Linked DNA regions of Homo sapiens: region 2 is linked to region 1. A link is a contact called in ENCODE Hi-C data. All regions are on one chromosome and are shown on one strand. The core of a region is the stretch at or near the end of the contact, and the rest is flanking DNA. Distances in the headings are between cores, read along the strand shown. Region 1 has its middle 140 kb from the start of FERMT1. Region 2 overlaps HAO1 (hydroxyacid oxidase 1).

Region 1 (4,680 bases), core at 616-3,115:
CACCAGTTAGTTCTTTGCATTAGCCAAGGACAAGGCAAAAGGAAGAAGTTTGCAGGTACAGCACGAAACATTCCGGCTACAGAGAAGGAAGAACTGAGTAACAGGAGTGGTTGAAAGACTCTAGCTGGGGTTGCTTAAGATTGTCTAGCATTTCCTTTCTTGAGATTCAGGCACATTTGTTCATTCACAAAGTACCTACCAGCCTTTGCTTAGGCATTCACAATTCCCTCTTAGATTTGAAATGGAATACCAGATCTTTTTATCTCATACTACTTCTAAGCTAGTAGACAGTTGTGATGGATAAAGATTATAGATGAGTTAAAACAACAGCAAAATGTCCTCCCAGCTCCAATTCTTACTTATGAGTGGAAGGTTTAGCCAAGTCTATTAAGTCCATTTACATCTCAAATTAGATGTTACCACCCCACAGCAGCCTTCCTTGTGGCACACCAAAAGTGGGTTTCCCACCACACCCCAAGTAAACTCTATCTCAGCCCACTTACTGATTTCCTTCCTATCACTTGCCAGAATTTGCACTTTTTCACTTGTTTATTTACTTATTTTGTTTGCTGTTGTCTGAATTAGAATGTTAGAACCGTAAGAGAAAGAAATATGTGTGTTCTTATCATACTTGTGTGTATTCCCAGCACCCAGAGTCGTGTCCAGGGTATGGCAGCTGCTCAGCAGTTGAAGAATCCATGAACCTTTCTCAGCCTTTTTTTTTGCCTGTAAATCAGAGGTTTGCTGTGAGGACTGAATGAAAAAGGAAGGGCTTCTATAGCAGCCAGATCTATTCCAGCCAGCTCTGCAGTCAGGAGGCATCTTGGCTGCTGTTCTTCTAACTGGAAGTCATCATCAACAGGAGTGTCTAGAAGAGCCAAAGGCAGAGAAATCGATGTCTGCAGCCTTCATCCATCAAGTCCTAGCAATGGCTCCCTTTTTGTCTTTTTTCTAGCTTTATGTCATAATTTGCTGTCCCCAGGAGAGGATGGGACAAACAAGTAGGAGGGAGAGGCTTAGTAACAGGGTCAGGGGTGGTAAACCTCTTCTACTGCAGCCACGTGTGGCCCTCCCTTAACACTTAACATCCAGGGCAATGGTGTGCCTTAAGATATTCTTCAGCATTTCTCTGAGGGGCTTCTCTGAGATCAGATCATAACAATGAGACCTGTGGTAGTTAATTTTAGATGTCAACTTGACTAGGCTATGGTACCCAGTTGTTTGGTCAAACACAAGTCTAGATATCACTGTGAAGGTATCTCTCTTTCCCTCTCTCTCCATATATATGGGCTAGTATGTATATATATATATATATATATATATACATATATATATATATATATATATATACACACACACATATATTATTTCTTTGTGGGGCTTGAGACCAGATTATAGCAACGAGATCCATGATAGTTAATTTTAGATGTCAGCTTGGCTTGGCTATGGTACCCCATTGTTTAGTCAAAAAATAGTCTAGATGTTCTATTTTTTAAATGGTTCTGCTTTTCTGGAGAACCCTGAAACAAGATCATTGAAGCATTTCTCAAAATTTGTGATTTTTACATGGAGAGAATCTACATTTTTCACAGAGATTAAAAGCCATTTCATAATTCTTTCTTAGGAAAATGGTCAAAAACACCAGGCTATATGAGAGGAACGGTCCTCAGGAGCGATCTGTTGTAAGCGCCTTCTGGCCTCCTCAGAATCACTTAACCTAGGCTACCCCTCTGTGATTCAGAGAAAATTGAAACCACAGTTTAGAGCCTCAAAAAAGTTCATCGAGTGGGGAAATGAAGAGCTCCTCAGAGTTCTGACGCAAATGGAAAAGATTTTTTTCCACCCCCGGCTACCCCTCTGGGCCCTTTCACCACCTGGGAAAAAAAGTGGCACATGATTGAACAGCGTAAGTGTCTCTCCCTCCCTCTTGAATTCCATTTTTTAAAAATCTCTTTTCTAAAAATACAGGGAATTCTATGAATCTTTTTTCTGCTTCTGAAATATTTTCTACAGAATCTAGTACTTGCAAAGCGGTGATTATGAATGACTAAACAGTCTTGCATATATTTCTGGAATACTTGGAAATGCCTCTGTTATTTTTGGAAATGTGTGCTTGTTCAGGTTATTCCGGCAATGGGCAGCTACTGCAAACATTCTTTCGTGATAAAAAGCCTGTAGCTCCACCTACTGCTTCCTCAAAGATGACAACAGGGATTTCAGTGCTAAAAAATGAAAACTAAGATCCTCTTAAACAGTTTCATTTTCAAATTAAAGCTTATATATTTAGTTGCTTTCAGTAAAAATAATATGTCTCTACCACTGGCAAAAGATATATAGCCCATACATTAGGCATCACTAGCAAAAAGGGGGAAATAAAAGCAGTCAAGGAATGAATTGAGTATTTTGAAACATCTATCAATGTCTTTGCCAATATCTGCTGAAAAGCAAGCGAGATCAGAGAAATCTTTGGAGAATACACAACTTTGTGGAAAGAATTGACTTTAAAACATAAGCAAAATAATCACAAACATGAGGCCTGATGGTATCAGTGAATCTTATTTTGCCTGGATTTGAAGAAAATGGTGAAATGGGAGCTGTAGGCAAGAAAGAAGCAAACGAATCCAAGTCTTTAAATGTTCTTTTTAAAATGGTCCAATTCTCAACTTCCTTGTCTTTTCTCATGGCTCACTCACAGAGGATCTGGTCCAACAAACAATTTTTACTGAAATTAATTCTTTTGTTTTGACTATTTCCATTGCTACCAAACCTCCAAATCAACGCCCCTCCATTACAGCAAACTTTCCTTTCTAATTTCTAGAACCTCAATCACAATAGATTATGCTATTCTGTAAGATCAAGAAGTGCCAACAAAGAAACTTTTTTCTATTCTTTTATTCTTCCTATGAGTCTAAAATGCTTTTCAGATAAAATCTAGTTTCTTTCTACCACAGCTAATAAAATAAAACAATACCTTTCTCCTATTCGCAATTTTAAACTGTGAGGCATAGCTGACCTACAACAGAAAACTGGGAAGAACACTGAGAGCTACAACATCAGTGTTGTCCAGGGGTACAGTCTGTTTGTTGCTAAGTCTAAGGGGATTTTTTTTTTCTGCTTTCATTAATCAGACTTAACTGTTTAAAAGTATAAAGCTTTGGTTTCACAGTACTGCAACAACATATTGTAATTATATCACATCGAAATATTTTGCACCTTTAAATATTGAGAAAGGTTTTTTTCTTTTGTACAACTTTTTAATTTGATTTATTTTTAACCCTCCAGAGAAGTTGCCAGAATCAGACCAACACCTCCAAGGTACTTTTTATCCACGTCCAAATTGGGGCTAACTGAAATTGTTTCCCATTTGTTTTCTCCTTTCTCTCTAAAAGGAATTTTTTGCAACCCATTTGAGAATAAGTGGTAGACATCATGCTCCTTTACTCCTAAATATGTCAGCGTATATTTCTTAAGAGGAAGATGTTTTCTTACGTAACCATAGCACAATTATTAAAATATAGATTTAACATTGGTATAATTCTACTCTTTAACCCACAGTCCACATTCAAAGTTTACCTATTATCCCAACAATGTCCTTCAGAGCTATATTTTTTTATCCTACTCCAGGATCCAATCCAGACTCACACTTTCCATTTCATTATCATACATTTTCGGTCTCCTTTATTTTGGAGTAGTTCTTCAGCCTTCCTTTGTTTTCCATGACCTTGACATTTTTTTAGAGATTCTTTCATAGAATCTCCCCTATTTGGGGTTATGCATCCTTTGGTACAATTATCACAGAAATGATGTGTTCTTCTCAGCATATCACATCAAGAGAGATAAGAGATGCTGGCAACGATAACTTGGATCACTTGGTATGAGATGGTGCCTGTCAACTTTTTCTATTATAAAACTATTATTTTTTCCTCCACAATTAGTAAGTAGTTTGTAAGAAGATACCTTAAGGCTATGAATATATCCTGTTCCTCATTCAACTTCATCTACTAGTTTTAGCATGCATTCACAATTTTTTTCTGAATTACTAATGATGGTTTCAAAATAGTAATATTCTAACTCTATCATCCCTTCTACATCTACTAGTTAGCGAACTATCTTTAGCCTTCTTTATTTTAATATCATCCTCCAGCTAGTAATTGCAAATCAGGAACATATTCACAAAGACCTAAGGTGCTTCTTGATTTGAAAGAGGATTCTGAAAAAATTTTGAGTATTAAATCCTAAGGAAAATGTTAAATACCCCCCACCAAAAAAAAAAAAAAACCTCCAAACCTTTAAGCAAATTCTTCCAAAAACTTGGAACTATCAAATCAAAACTAAAATTTTTTTTAAAAAAAGAAAAGAAACCTCAAGTATCCTGAGAGGTGGTCTGATGAAGGCCAGGAAAATATATCTTCTCCCTCTGTAGTCTGAGAACCAGGGGAAGCATTCATCCTGAGCATTTGTTACCTGAGGCCACTGTTCAATCTCTACAGTTCTGCAACTTGAAGAAACCTGGAAAAATCTTTGAACTCACTTCCGACCTTGCCACTTCTTCCCAGCAGGGCCTCACATAGCAGTCTCCTCAAAAGACAAAATGAGCTTACCCTGAAGATCTTCAGAAATGCCCACCCTCTGCCAAACAGCAATCCTTCCTGTCCGATAGGATCCTGTAGCTAACCAAGG
Region 2 (4,680 bases), core at 1,156-3,655, 1.7 Mb before region 1:
CATATGGAAGGAAATAGCAATAATAAACATAAATGCTAACACATATAAAATAGGTGGTATCATTAGGCTAAATTTTAGTCTTCCAGGATAAGTAGAACATCTCTGACTTCTCAAATATCCAATTAATAAAATGCTTACTATACCATTTGGTGCTTTAAGAACATTGCCATGGAAACCTCTCAGGTTTTATGCACAGTAGCTATAATAAAATTTTCCTTCATCTTTCATGGAGCTACTTGAGATTTTTTTTCTCCCTTTAAACATGAGAAATCAAAAAGAAAGAGAAAAGAAGGATTAAATATTCATTTATCCTTTTGCTTCTGACTTGTTATGTGGGCAAGTGCCACATGAGGGAGTGCTGGGACCTCATATCAAGAAAAATTAAAACCTACCTAATGCGTTCCAGGAATGTTCAGCATATTAGCAAATTCTTATTAAACTGTCAAAAAAAAAAAAAGTTTTAAAAGAAATTCCAGCCCCTGGATGCAATTAGAGGCTACCACACTGGATTTGATGGGCCATAAAACCATTAAATCTAAACACTTTCTTTTTGAGCCTAAAAGGCCAGAACATTCCAAAGTGAAGTTTTGGGACTCAGCTATGACTTGACCACCTATTAAGATGCAGGTGGAACAGATTGCAGAGTAACACAAAGAGCCACACAGACCCCAGATGACTGCATTAGGGTGTAGGTGAGAGTTTTAGCTGTTGAATTTTCTGGATTTTCCAAGATTAAGTGATCAACCTTAACAATGAGTGAAAGACCATTCAACAGGAAGAATTGTCATTTCCTTTGCTCTAAACCCAAACGATGTATTTTTTGAAAGCTTTATTGATTTATATATTTATGTGTTGTGCTAGGCGACCGACTAGATATATGTTTCAGCATACCTACTAGGAAAATATCCCCATTATTCTCAATTTTACCTAATCCAGGCAAAGCACTGGACTTGCTTTAAGGAACATTTTTACTCTTTCTGAAGTGGAGTGCCTGTCATGTATCAGGTGCAATGCTTGGACTTTACGTTCTTGTGATTAATCCTTACAATAGGCCTGTGAAGTAATTCTCATTCTGTTTGACAGTAGAGAAGAAGGAAGCCCTTGACCAAGGTCTAGTGCCAGTAATGGTGGTGATGGGGTTTGAACCTAAGTCTGTTTCACTCTAAAGTGTAACCAAATTTTATGTTTTAGACTTGCTTTTCTAACAATAAAAAGTCAGTGACATGCTCTTTCTGTGTGTAAGCACTCACACACACACACACAAACACACATCCGTATTACATATGCTTATATATGTATTAAAAGATTATGGACATTTGATATATATACATATACTAAAATGTATAATTCATTGCTAAAGTATTTTCATATAAATAGTGGCTTCAGTGTTAAAATCACTTTGCAATGAAACAAGATTGTTGATTAAAACACCTATTAAAAAATTAGAATCTAGCCATATTAAAGACAGTCATCGAATGGAGTGATTTCTACGATTTTGCACCAAAATTTAAGCTATTGGGTGGCTTTCTTGAGAGCATGAGATTGCTTCTTCTCAGAATTATTAATGTGCCTGATGACATTAAAATGTGACAGTGAAAAAAGTCAGAGGCTCACATGTGTATCCCAACACTGAAGTTGTTAAACACTGGGAGGTTGGTTGAAGTTGTTGTGTGCAAACTCAATACTCCTTAAAACCATTATTTAAAGGCCTATCACTGTGTTATGGTCTCCATATGATCTGCCATTTATGCCAGGACTTGACAATTCAGTAAAATGACAGAATAATAACACAGGAATCACTGCAGTAGAGCTAATGTTTTAGTCTGTTGCAGAGTTCTGCCCTAGAAATACAGTGAAAACAAGGAAGGGAGAGCTAAGATGTCCCTGAGACTAATTGTTCCTTGAAAATATTTTCATAAGTAAAAAAGAGGTCTAGAGGTGTAGTGGCAGTGTGATCACTCAAGATTATATAGCTCCGGATTCGTTCAATGGGCCATGATGAAAGCACGGCAACGATTAAATCTGGTTTCTTGGTCTTTCTTGGCAGTGTTTAAATTGGTTCAGTTCCATAAATTGTAAATTAAGATCTGTTTGACAACTTTTAAGTATTTCAAGCATAATTGTAGTTGAAGGTTTGTTCTTTTAGATCACTGACTTCAGAACTTTATTTTTCTGGTTAATCTCAATTGTAATTTTAGACATTCATAAAACAATGTTGACTGCGTCTATGTGATGGTAGATCCTCTGTGAAGACCTTTATGATGGTAGTTCCCCTGTGAAGATAGGATGACACACTCAATGGACATTATGGTGCACAGTTATACAAACACTTCACTATGACAGGCCCTGAGTTTAGAACCACACAACTGCTTGGTACTTGGTCATCGCATATTTTCCCCATTACGTAATGACTTCCTGTGCAGATGACAAAATGCGTTTTCTCAACAAAATTATTTTCAGTGCAGCTGTTTTGATGACTAAGTTTTGTAGGAGCTTTTTAATCAAATGCACCTAAGAAAACCCCAACACTTTAGGCCCTTTGAACATATTACACTTTTTTGCTTCCTCTTTCCTCTTTTTCCTTAAAACCATAATTTGGAAATTTGATTCTGCCTTCCCATAAAAGAGAATTATTTTCAAAGAAATTATTTGGGTCTAAATTAACATGTTACTTAATTGTTCTGCTTGAATCTAGGTATATGATTAGTCCCATATGAATTGATGTTCCAAATAATTTACTCTCATTGATAACTAATATTTTCTATTTCCCTCTATTGTTTTGTGGTGGTGGTGGTGGCTGTGGATGAACATCATTCTCAAATATATTATAATTCCCTTCCTCATCAAGCCCAGCATGATAAACTTCAGTTTTGCCTGATGGTTCATCATCTTATTTCTGTGTGTAAGATTGTTGGATTTGACATTAAACATTTGGAAACTATTTTATAATTGATAACTTGTGCTTTCTCAGCTTTGAGTAAGCGCTCTCTTCTTCATCTTATACCATTTTATTTTTATTTATTATTCACTTCTGCTTCTGATCTGAGATCTAGGAAGCTGGACAAATCCCAGATAAGCAAGCTAAACAAACAAACAACAACAACAACAACAACAACAACAACAACACAACCCAAACTAAACCAAACCAAAATCATGGGATAATGGTTAAGTGTACTGAGGGGCCATTATGCGAACACAGTTTAATTCCTTGGCTTTAAAACTAATAAGAGAAGAATACATAAACAAATGTGGCAAATGTACCTGTGACCCTCTCCAGAGGGTGCCAGGCTAGAAGAAAGGCAGATTTATCAGCAAGGCATGGCGGGCCATTGGCAAACCATGGGACAACCACTACCAACTTCACTGCCATTGCTCCATATTTCCCTCCCGTTTTCAATGAGCCCCAACTTTGCTCAGGACATCACACATATTCTACTAATTTGGATGAGTCCTTTTGAAAGAAAATATCTACCTCATGGTTCTCAAAGTATGGTCCTTGGAACATCAGCGTCAGCAGGACTCTGGAGCTTGTTAGAAATGCAGATCTTAGGTCGCACTACAGACCTACTGAGTCAGAATCTGAATTTTGTTAACATACCCATGTGATTCCTCAAAGATTGAGAAGCCCTGATCAGAGCCTGGGATGAAAGTTCCTGTTGGTTCCAAGCCAAAGGCATAGTTCAGGTCTTCACACATGACACTATTAGATGTAGATGGATATTGTTCCCTTCTGAAGACCCTCAAGGTCTTCTGAGAGCCTATTAAGTTCAGAATGACTGCCTGAAATGAGTGAGAAGTCACAAGGAGACTCTAGATAATTAAGAGATGTGTTCACAGTAGTCTTTGATAAAAACCTGGGACAGGCAGGCTTAGTATGCAGGCCCCTAAAATTTATGTACACAATGGATTTCCTATTTTTGCTTCTTCACATCCAGATTACCTGGATCAGAAATAAATGTTTTCATTAAGACTTGATGTGACAAACAAACAAAACAAAACTCTGCCAAGCTCTAGAAGAACAATTGCATTTCCCAGCCAGAGGGAGAACACTGCCAGTTTTTGCTGTTTTCCAAAGCTGTTTACCTGTCCTAGCTCATTTAAATCACTGTACTTTGGAGTTCCGGATTAGCGTCCCCAGAGGTAGCTGCATTCATACTTGATGAGTTCTTTTAAATCTCAGCCATTGATTGTAGGTTCCATAGTATAGGAAATTTAGCCAACCCTCTATTGAATGGCAGTTTAGAAAGGTCGAGCTACACTTACCTTATGTCAGGTTATTGCAGACCCTTGTGGCATTTTTCCACCCTAGGACATGTGATTTAACTCTAATAGAAATCTTTATTATGGGTGGGTCTGAGATTAACTTTTATTCTATAAAACAGAAATCATGCCACTGGCCGTAGCCCATTTTTTGAGATGGAGTGGGGGGAATGGATGATAGTAAACAAGGATATTAATCTCATTTATTTTTATATCATTATATTTATAGTTACATTGCAAATGGAAGAGTAGAGAAACCAAAAACTTACACTGGGAACTTTACAATTTTTCTTCCAAGTATTACTGATTGATGTTTGGACTATGCAAGTGCTGCCAGCCCCTTAGACTCACTCTGCAGCTCCCCCCATGGAAATTTGTGAACAGGTTAGGGTGGGGATAGGGAAAAGCATGTTCTTGTTT

Evidence for each region. Hi-C counts contacts between places; a loop is a spot of excess contacts on that map. Pooled maps may share reads with other maps.
Region 2: a loop to region 1 is called in a map of MCF 10A, with 8 times the contacts of the local background. The contact joins two enhancer-like sites. A Hi-C loop is called at or near these places in 2 of 168 maps with a recorded cell type or tissue (HCT116 and MCF 10A) and 2 of 50 pooled maps.

What each region holds. Positions count from the first base shown.
Region 1 is chr20:6,262,881-6,267,560 of GRCh38, reverse strand. No RefSeq gene overlaps it. Among named protein-coding and RNA genes, the nearest start is that of FERMT1, 140 kb to the right of the region's middle. Within about 2 kb of position 1,865, at least 2 of the 41 ENCODE cell types and tissues checked have a DNase peak (open chromatin) inside an H3K27ac peak, as active enhancers do.
Region 2 is chr20:7,922,641-7,927,320 of GRCh38, reverse strand. The region is part of intron 2 of HAO1 (hydroxyacid oxidase 1); the gene reads left to right. Among named protein-coding and RNA genes, the nearest start is that of HAO1, 15 kb to the left of the region's middle. Within about 2 kb of position 2,405, at least 2 of the 41 ENCODE cell types and tissues checked have a DNase peak (open chromatin) inside an H3K27ac peak, as active enhancers do.